Linked DNA regions of Homo sapiens: region 2 is linked to region 1. A link is an interaction called in ENCODE POLR2A ChIA-PET data of the cell type or tissue named here. Cell type or tissue: Caco-2. All regions are shown on one strand. Links, peaks and the distances in the headings refer to the core of each region. The heading gives the core; the rest is flanking DNA. Region 1 overlaps CCDC90B-AS1 (CCDC90B antisense RNA 1). Region 2 overlaps DLG2 (discs large MAGUK scaffold protein 2).

Region 1 (5,379 bases), core at 69-5,068:
AGCTTATTCCCACCTTTGCTCCTTACTTCTCTATTCTTTCTGCTTGTATCTTATCTTTTGAGGTCCAAGGTCAACTCTCCAGACAAACATGACTTCTCCAATGTGATCCTCAGCCCCTCTCTTGGAAATGGTTTTATAGGATAAGCAGTGTAGCAGAATGGAAAGAGTAGGAGAGCTTTGGGGTAATCAGACGAGCACTTAAATTCCACTCACAAGCTGTCACCTTGGATAAGCATCTTAACCTCCAAAGCCTCTGTTTCTTAATGAGCTTAATAATATCTACCCCATAGGGTAGTTTTGTGTATCAAATGAGATAAAAAAGAGTAGTTGCGATAATCAGCATCATTAACCCTCTTTCTTTATTGGCATCTGTCCTGAGGTAAACACCTTTCCTATCTGGCTTCAGTCCTGGAGAGTCAACGCTACTTTTCCAGGTACCCCTGGTGAGGAATAAATTCGACAGAAAAGTTCTCTGTTTGGGTTATTGTTGGTTCCTTAAAAACCACCTTGCTGTTCACAAGAGAGCTTTTAAAACTTGAGCACTTACTATATACACACACCTCAATGAACATGCCCATCTACTGTAAGGTTCTTGAATGTAAGATAAGGTGCTCTGCCCTAGAATAGTGGATGAGAAGGAAGTCCCCACCTTTCCAGACAAGGCTGAAAGCTTAGGAAAGTCACACAGATTGACAGAGATCCAATAGCTGCTGTCTCCCTCCTGTTTAAAGCACAGTCTGGAGAGTCTGACGCAGCTACCCAGGTTTCTGGTGCTAACTCACAGTCCCTGAGAAAATCAGCACCCTGGGGCACATTAATCATTCCCTTTCACAGAGATAAAATATTTTCTCTACTGATCCTGAACAGGGAGCTTGCCTAGAAATGATCTGCATTCTAAGGTGACTCCTTTTAATCTTCTTGTCTCATGGAAATGTCTTTCCATCCAGGGTTCTGCCTGCATCCTGGCACTTCTCCTCATAATTTACCATGGTACTATAGTATTCAGAGATCTCAGAAGTTATGTAATTTAACCCCAAATTTGTACATAGAAAGAAACTGAAGCTCAGAGAGGGGATAAGGCATGGACAAGAGGCAGAGCAGTCAGAGCCAGACTCAAGTCCAGATACTTGTCCAGCTGCCTGTCCCACCAGACAAAGGGCAATCATGCATTGCCAGTACCGCCAATACCACACCTTAGAAACAAGCTGCTGTTAAGAAACTAGGCTTCGCCTCTCCCTCTTCCTCTCCCCCTCCCTCTCCCCTCTCCCCTCTCCCCTCTTCCTCTCCCCTCTTCCCTCTCCCTCTCCCCACGGTCTCCCTCTCCCTCTCTTTCCACGGTCTCCCTCTGATGCCGAGCCGAAGCTGGACTGTACTGCTGCCATCTCGGCTCACTCCAACCTCCCTGCCTGATTCTCCTGCCTCAGCCTGCCGAGTGCCTGCGATTGCAGGCGCGCGCCGCCACGCCTGACTGGTTTTCGTATTTTTTTGGTGGAGACGAGGTTTCGCTGTGTTGGCCAGGCTGGTCTCCAGCTCCTAACCGCGAGTGATCCACCAGCCTTGGCCTCCCGAGGTGCCGGGATTGCAGACGGAGTCTGGTTCACTCAGTGCTCAATGGTGCCCAGGCTGGAGTGCAGTGGCGTGATCTCGGCTCGCTACAACCTCCACCTCCCAGCCGCCTGCCTTGGCCTCCCAAAGTACCGAGATTGCAGCCTCTGCCCGGCCGCCACCCCATCTGGGAAGTGAGGAGCGTCTCTGCCTGGCCGCCCATCGTCTGGGACGTGAGGAGCCCCTCTGCTTGGCTGCCCAGTCTGGAAAGTGAGGAGCGTCTCTGCCCGGCGCCATACCATCTAGGAAGTGAGGAGCGCCTCTTCCCGGCCGCCATCCCATCTAGGAAGTGAGGAGCGTCTCTGCCCGGCCTCCCATCGTCTGAGATGGGGGGAGCGCCTCTGCCCTGCCGCCCCGGCTGGGATGTGAGGAGCGCCTCTACCCGGCTGCGACCCCGTCTGGGAGGTGAGGAGCGTCTCTGCCCGGCCGCCCCGTCTGAGAGGAGACCCTCCGCCTGGCAACCGCCCCGTCTGAGAAGTGAGGAGCCCCTCCGCCCGGCAGCCACCCCGTCTGGGAAGTGAGGAGCGTCTCTGCCCGGCAGCCGCCCCGTCCGGGAGGTGAGGGGCGTCTCTGCCCCGCCACCCCTACTGGGAAGTGAGGAGCCCCTCTGCCCGGCCAGCCGCCCCGTCCGGGAGGGAGGTGGGGGGGGGTCAGCCCCCCGCCCGGCCAGCCGCCCCATCCGGGAGGTGAGGGGCGCCTCTGCCCGGCCGCCCCTACTGGGAAGTGAGGAGCCCCTCTCCCGGCCAGCCGCCCCGCCTGGGAGGGAGGTGGGGGGGTCAGCCCCCCGCCCGGCCAGCCAACCCGTCCGGGAGGGAGGTGGCGGGGTCAGCCCCCCGCCCGGCCAGCCGACCCGTCCGGGAGGTGAGGGGCGCCTCTGCCCGGCCGCCCCTACTGGGAAGTGAGGAGCCCCTCTGCCCAGCCAGCCGCCTCGTCCGGGAAGGAGGTGGGGCGGTCAGCCCCCCGCCCGGCCAGCCGCCCCATCTGGGAGGGAGGTGGGGGGATCAGCCCCCCGCCCGGCCAGCAGCCCCATCCGGGAGGGAGGTGGGGGGGTCAGCCCCCCGCCCAGCTAGCCGACCCTTCCGGGAGGTGAGGGGCGCCTCTGCCCGGCCGCCCCTACTGGGAAGTGAGGAGCCCCTCTGCCCAGCCAGCTGCCTCATCCGGGAAGGAGGTGGGGGGGTCAGCCCCCCACCCGGCCAGCCGCCCCATCCGGGAGGGAGGTGGGGGGGTCAGCCCTCCGCCCGGCCAGCCGCCCCGTCCGGGAGGGAGGTGGGGGGATCAGCCCCCCGCCTGGCCAGCCGACCCGTCCGGGAGGTGAGGGGCGCCTCTGCCCAGCCGCCCCTACTGGGAAGTGAGGAGCCCGTCTGCCCGGCCACCACCCCGTCTGGGAGGTGTACCCAGCAGCTCATTGAGAACGGGCCATGATGACAATGGCGGTTTTGTGGAGTAGAAAGGGGGGAAAGGTGGGGAAAAGATTGAGAAATCGGATGGTTGCCGTGTCTGTGTAGAGAGAGGTAGACATGGGAGACTTTTCATTTTGCTCTGTACTAAGAAAAATTCTTATCCTGTTGATCTGTGACCTTACCCCCAACCCTGTGCTCTCTGAAACATGTGCTGTGTCCACTCAGGGTTAAATGTATTAAGGGCGGTGCAAGATGTGCTTTGTTAAACAGATGCTTGAAGGCAGCATGCTCGTTAAGAGTCATCACCACTCCCTAATCTCAAGTACCCAGGGACACAAACACTGCGGAAGGCTGCAGGGTCCTCTGCCTAGGAAAACCAGAGACCTTTGTTCACTTGTTTATCTGCTGACCTTCCCTCCACTATTGTCCTATGACCCTGCCAAATCCCCCTCTGCGAGAAACACCCAAGAATGAACAATAAAAAAAAAAAAAAAAATTTCAGGCCAGGTGCAGTGGCTCATGCCTGTAATCCCAGCACTTTGGAAGACTGAGGTGGGCAGATCACCTGAGGTGAGGAGTTCGAGACCAGCCTGGCCAACATGGTGAAACCCTGTCTTTACTAAAAATACAAAAAAAAACTGGCTGAGTATGGCGCACACCTATATTCCCAGCTACTCAGGAGGCTGAAGCACGAGAATTGCTTGAAGCTGGGAGGTGGAGGTTGCAGTGAGCTAAGATCACCCCACTGCACTCCAGCCTGGGTGACAGAGTGAGGTTCCATCTCTAAATAAATAAATAAATAAATACTACAACAACAACAACAAAAAGAAACTAGGCTTCAAGGATCTCTTTCTTTTTCTTTTTCTCTTTTTTTTTTTTTTTTTTTTGAGACGGGGTCTCGCTCTGTCACCCAGGCTGGAGTGCAGTGGTGCAATCTTGCCTCACTGCAAGCTCCGCCTCCCGGGCTCACACCATTCTCCTGCCTCAGCCTCCCGAGTGGCTGGGACTACAGGCGCCCACCACCACGCCCAGCTAATTTTTTGTATTTTTAGTAGAGACGGGGTTTCACTGTGTTACCCAGGATGGTCTCAATCTCCTGACCTCGTGATCCACCCACCTCGGCCTCTCAAAATGCTGGAATTACAGGCGTGAGCCACCGCGCCCGGCCAAGGATCTCTTTCTTATATGCTATGTCATCCTGAGCAGGTTACTTCTCCTCGCTCCTCAAAGGATGGTCCCCAGACCGGCAGCCTCGACAGCACCTAGGAGCTTGTTGGAACTGCAGAATCTCAAGACCTACCCCAGACCTGCTTTTAACAAGACCCTCAGATTATATAAGTTTGAGGAGCACTGACTTAAATTATCTGAGCTTCTATTTCTTCATCTGTTAAAGGGAATAATAGTGTCTGCCTTAAGAGTTTGTTCCCAAAAAATTGACAATAAGGTAACTTGCAAGCAGTAAGATACCTTTATTTGAAAGCTCAGAGAATTGTTTCAAGGAAGTTTAAAACTCAGACATAGCAATAGTAAAGAAAATCTCTGTATACTGCTTCAATTTAATTCAAATATCTTATAACTTAAGATAATGATTAAAGCAGGAGCTAGAAACTAATTCAAATTACGAGGCAATATATACTTGTTGGCTCTTGGATGAGACTGCCTGGGTGTGTGCTTTTTTTTTTTTTTTTTGACAGAGTCTTGCTCTGTCACCTAGGCTGGAGTACAGTGGCACGATCTCAGCTCACTGCAACCTCCGCCTCCTGGGTTCAAGCGATTCTCCTGCTTCAGCCTCCCAAGTAGCTGGGATTACAGGTATGCACCACCACACCAGGCTAATTTTTGTATTTTTAGTACAGACAAGGTTTCACCATACTGGCCAGGCTGGTCTTGAACCTCTGACCTCATGATCCTCCCGCCTCGGCCTCCCAAAGTGCTGGGATTACAGATGTGAGCCACTGTGCCCAGCCTGTTCATTTACTAGAAAGGTAAGCTTGAACAAGCTTTTACCTTCACCAACCTCTGTTTCTACACCTGTAAATTGAAGCTAATAATGCATCATGTGGTAGTAATGCATCATCTCAGGGAGATAATCAGTAAAGTACTTAGCACGGGGCCTGGCACATAGTATATATTCCCACCATCATTGTAATCATCATCATCATTGACAATCATGTCGATGTCACTCAACAACTGCAAATTGGGAAGGTTTCCACATAGGAAATTTTGGGAAGGCTTCCTCATCAAGAAACCATTCCACTTGGGACATCTTCTTGATGAGAGACAGGACAGGAACTTCTCCTTCTAATGTGAATAATCAACTGCAGCCTTCATTTTCCTCCTGTGAAGACATGTTTATGAGTGGCAAGTAAATTCA
Region 2 (5,379 bases), core at 236-5,235, 380 kb before region 1:
CCAGGGCCGGGGACAATGGCCTTTGTTCTTCCCTTTTCTTATCTGTTTCATTATTCTCTTAGGCACTTAATATGCTGAACACAGGCAGCCCTGTAGGATGTTCTTTCCACGCAAGGGTAGACATTTTGGCTTTGGACTTTCTAGATTCTCCAGCAGAAGAGCCATTTACCTTGCTAATGCTTTTCATTTGTTTGAAGTCCTTGAAGGGCATGGTGGTGAGAGATTTAGTTAGAGTCCCAGCTCTGTTGCTTACTACCTGTGTGATCCTGGGGACACGGCTTTGCTTAACCTCTGAGCCTCAGTTTCAATAGCTCTCAAGTGGACCAATAATACTTATGTATTAAGCTTGTCAAGAAGATTAAACAAGCTATGTAAGAGGGCTTCACAGTAAACACTCAGGAATCAATAGCTATTTTTATAAGATCTGACTGTACTTCATTTTACATGCCCTTTGGGTTTTACAGCACTCCTCTGTGAGAAAGATACAGAAGGCATTTTTGGCCCAATTTGACACAATTGCATGAGGGAAGGGGCTCACAAACCCGAGAAACCCTGCTCCCAGTGATTGGTCCCTTTCCGATCTGTCACCTTTGGCTTGTGGTTGCATATCCTCTCTTCACCTTTTCTAAAGAATGACTCAGAGCTTTTCCTTTTGACAGCAAACCCTCTGAAAGAGAGACAATAGCAATCAAATACTTTGGCATTATTCACCCGGAGAGCTAAAAGCTGTCTCTGCCTTCCACATTTAGAGTGTAGGATACTGCTTTAAAAAGCACTAAGCAAGGACAAAACAATGTGATTGGGTCACATCTTTAATTTGTATTACTTTCCCTTTTATCAAAAGGGAAGTGGACAGGGTACGGTGTCCTCCACAAAGAAGGGTAGGAGAGAAGGGTGGAGCAGCAGGCACAGAGCTGCCTTCGCCGTTCCCACACCCTACTGCTATGCACGGTTTGATTGCGTGTTGCCTGCTGTTCATTTGGCCCTTCCTGAAGGGACTGGAGGGCAAAACAAGGACTCTGCTTCCCCAAAGTTGGGGAAGGTAATTAGAAGCTGCATACTACACTCAAACTGTCCAGTGACTATTCAACAGTACTAAAATAATGCTCAAATTCACCAGACAACTTTTCCTGTGTGCACTCATGCCCCCAGACCCAGCATGGTCAGCCAATCTACAGTGAATTTATTTCAGGCATGTGACAAGGGCTGACACTTCTCCTCAATTTGGTACTGTAAAAACTAACAATAATATGTTAGTTATAATAATACCAGTAGCTGTTACAATCAAAACTCAAAAAAAGGTTTAAACAATTAGAAGCTTATTTACTTTCTCAGAAAGTCTAAAGCCGGTCTTCTTGGCTAATGGGCAACTCTCCCCTGGTCAGTGATTCAGGAACTTTGGCTTTTCCACACTATGGCTCCTTCATCTTCAACATGTAGCTCTGAAGCCAAAAGATTCATTGCATCAAGCTAGTAGAAGGGAAATAACATGAAGGCTTGTGAGGGGATTATTTTTATGGGCCAAGCTTGTTCCCTTACATTGGCCAGAACTCACATTCCCTTGGCCCAGACTCAGACACATGGCCACACCTAATTTTTAGGGTAGAGTCTAGTTTTGTGCTCTAGGAGAAGAGGAAATGAGTTTGGTGAACCAGATAGTCTCTGCCTCAAAGTAGTAATGACAAAAATTAACATTTATAAAGCATTTGTTTTGTGCCAGGCATTGGCTAAGCCCTTTACCTACATTATTTTTAAATTCATATACCATATTATTCACTTGTTTAAAATATACAATTCAGTGGATTTTATTATATTCACAGAGTTGTGCAACCATCACCACAATTTTAGAGCATTTTCATCATCTCCAAAAGAAACCCCATAACTATTAGCAACTCCTCATTTCCTCCCACCCCCTACCTCCAGCCCTAGGCACCATCAATCTATTTTCCATCTATATGGATTTGCCTATTCTAGGCATTTCATATAAACAGAATACCTACATTCTTTTATATAACCCTCACCATGATCCTAAAAGTTAGGCATGTTATTACTTCCATTTTACAGATAAATTTACAGAGAATCAGGCTGTTTAAATGATTTGCCAATAATTTTAAGCCCTGCTCATCATTGAACTCCATTATGCTGTACTGCATCCCAGTCATATCATGCCATGATTTGTTGCAGGGAAGGGGTGTTTGTTTGCTTGTTTTCTAATGACTATTATGGCAACAAACTGACTTCTTTATAACAGGCTCCTTTACTGAAATGACAGGCACTTAGGTGTCAGAAAGCTTCAGGTTTGAAACTCAGATCTACCACTTACCGGATACATGAAAAATATACACTGCTTAGTTCCTCTTGAGTCCCAGCATCTTTATCTATAAAATGGGAATAACAAATTCCTGTTTGCGGGGAGGAGTCAATGAGATTAACATATGTGAAAGCTCTTCTCACAACTTTACGTAGTCCATGTCCTGCCAGTGTAGTTGTCCTTGCTTAGAAGTGAAGTTCTAACTATAATTGGGCAGCCACAGAAATTATGTTCACATGTCTGGTCTTCTGGATACCGTCCAGGAAAAAATTATTGTAACTTGCACTTTTCGGTATCCACGTTACAACCCAGGAGTGGCCGAGACCCTTGGAGAATCTGCTACAATGAGAATGAGAAAAAAGGGAACATATTCTCCAGGACAGCAAAGCATATGCAGAGTATCTTCTATCGGCTTCTGATCTCCACTGGGCAGAGCAGCTTGTTACAGGCACCTAGAACCAGCTGAGCCAGTGTAAGTTTGAAGTTCGTTGGGAAAGAAGATAAGCTGGCTGAGTTTCTGTAGGCAAAGAGCCAGTAATGAGGTTTCCAGCATTCCATCACACGTCCTTTTCATCACTTTCAGCTCAGCCAGAGACAGCAGAGCCTCATACGCAGGGGCCAAGTGTGTATTTGAGAGACTCGAAGAGGGAGAATGAAAAGTATTGTGAATGAGTGAATTGTACTTTTGTTCCATTGACCTGTTCCCCACCCTACCCTGTCCTTAGCCATAAATATATTAAAAGCTAGATAGGAGAGTACAGAGAAGACAGTGGAGGCAGTGGGGAAGTTATATTACGTGTGGCTAGTTAAGTTACATAGCCAGAAGAGGCCAGAAGAGAAAAGTGTCCTGAACTCTAGGTGAGATCAAGTGCATATTTCAGCCTTAAAAATTTATCCTAAAAACCTCTGATTCTGCCATTTCCTAAGTGCATGGAGAAGTGACAACCTCTCTGAACCTACATTTCCAGATAGGATTGTTATTGGAACCATGACTTAGAGCCATGCAAGCTGCAACGTGCACATGTCCAGTAGACTCCAGTCATATACACAAGGGGCCAGCAAACTTGTTTTGTCAAGGGCCAGATACTAAGCATTTTATATTTTATAGGGCATACAATCTTTATTGAAATAGTCAACTTTGCCATTGTAGTGCAAAAGCAGCCATAGACAATACATAAATACATAAATGGATGTAGCTGTGATTCAGTAAAACTATTTGTGGTCATGAAATTTGAATTTCATGTAACTTTTATATAAAAGTTTCATACAAAACAGTATTCTTTTCTGATTTTTCTTTCCACAAACTGAAAATGTGAAAAACATTCTTGGCTTATAGACTATATAAAAATGGACAGTGGGACAGATTTGCCTGCAGGCCATGGTTTGCAGACACCCCCCCCACCCCCACCCACAGCATGGACCGAAATGTTTGATACCCTCTACAGAGGTATAATATGGTGTCCAGATTATTGTAAAGAGCAAATAAGTACTTGTAAAGGCATTAATGTAGTGTCTGCCCCTTATAAGTGTTCAGCAAGTGGTTATTATTACAATTAGCTCTTTTAGAAATAATGAATATTGACTCTCTATTTGCCACTGACCTTTGAGGGGGGAGAGCCATTACATTTAGGTTGTTTAACATTTCTACTATATTAAACTTGTATTATAATTAAAATATATATTAAAAATAAAAACTAAAAAACTGGTTTGTACAGATAGTGGCACTAGTAGGCCACAGAGTTTTTGGGTTTTTTCTATTGTCCCAGTGTTGCTTCTTCAATTCCTAGATATTTCTTTAGTGCTTGGTCTGTGCTTCTGGGTGCTCCATAAATGAATGAGATTAGGTCTTTTCTGTCTAGGAGATCTTGGTATTCTTCAAAGTGATTATACGCACCCCAGTGGTAGCCAAGACCTTCTCTTTTTATTAATTTTTCATCACAGCCTTTAAATTTCTGTTTTGTTATATGTTTTATAGTGTGCCACACTGTGACACAGTAATACAGTTACACAATAATTTATAATATTTTATGTATATAAAAATACATAATTTATATTTACATAAATATTTATTAAATATTATAATAAATATAATATTATAATAAATATATTATAATATAAATATATATTATATAAATATATATAATATATATTATATATTTATGTAAATATATAATATTTACATAAATATATTTATGTAAATATCAATTATGTAAATATTAAGATAATGGGTGAGTATGCAAAGTGATTTTAAATGATGGTGTCAGCAAGCAAAGTTTTGAAACCACTGGTTTAGGAAGCAAACAGATGAATATATCCCAATGGGAAACCAGATTTGGTATGAGTGATGAATGTTCTTATTCACAATGACACAAGTGTTTTCAGGACATAAACTGACATTTAGTCTGGTGTCTTGTTTTGACATTTAATGTAAGTACATTGTGTGAGAAACAAGATAGTTTACATTTTTTTTATTTCATAAGAACACAACAGCTATATGAACTAGATAATATTATCCTCATTTGATAGATGAGGAACCAAGGTTTAATTCAGAGAAGTTAAGCAACTTGCAAAGGTCAGCTTGAATGAATCAGGACTGTCTAACTATAAAGCATGACATTTTCCACTTTAGCCTTCATTGCATTGAAGAAGTTCATAAAAAAAGATGATTAGTCTCTGGTATTCCTACTATCAAGTTAGTCTTTTTTTCCATCACATGTACTTATGTTATTAAGTGCTAAATGGATAAAATTTCACTCCTCCAGAGTTCCGTGGTTAACCCCCCACCATCTCTTTGCATATGCTTCTTACTCTGATTGCAACACTTGTTGTTTGGATATCTCAATATCTCCTACTCATCTATTAAGACCCAGCTTAAGACTCATCCTCTCCTTCCAGAAGCCTTCATGACCTCAGTCTCCAGACTGAGTTATTAGATGCCATTGCTCTCAACCTCTATAGCACCTTAATGAAAGTCCTTATAAAAATATGCTATGCAGCTGTGTAGTTAGCTATTATCTATTAAATTTATTACTCCCTGGACTGAGAGCCTAAGGAGAGGGAGAATATGA

The links. Peaks named below come from ENCODE experiments on the same cell type or tissue, not always from the same donor. Only the 100,000 strongest peaks of a DNase experiment are listed, where the experiment ranks them.
Region 2: POLR2A ChIA-PET joins it to region 1 with 5 read pairs; 2 of 35 experiments call an interaction of 5 or more read pairs at or near these places.

Annotation. Positions count from the first base shown.
Region 1 is chr11:83,313,741-83,319,119 of GRCh38, reverse strand. All of the region lies in intron 1 of CCDC90B-AS1 (CCDC90B antisense RNA 1), which reads right to left. Among named protein-coding and RNA genes, the nearest start is that of CCDC90B, 30 kb to the right of the region's middle. In Caco-2, for the core only: no CTCF peak of the experiment used is centred there; no DNase peak of the experiment used is centred there.
Region 2 is chr11:83,689,020-83,694,398 of GRCh38, reverse strand. The region is part of intron 18 of DLG2 (discs large MAGUK scaffold protein 2); the gene reads left to right. DLG2-AS2 (DLG2 antisense RNA 2) reads right to left here. Exons shown (of 12, transcript NR_187249.1): 8 at 2,324-2,378; 9 at 1,328-1,470; 10 at 589-667. Among named protein-coding and RNA genes, the nearest start is that of DLG2-AS2, 54 kb to the right of the region's middle. In Caco-2, for the core only: no CTCF peak of the experiment used is centred there; a DNase peak (open chromatin) is centred at 2,808.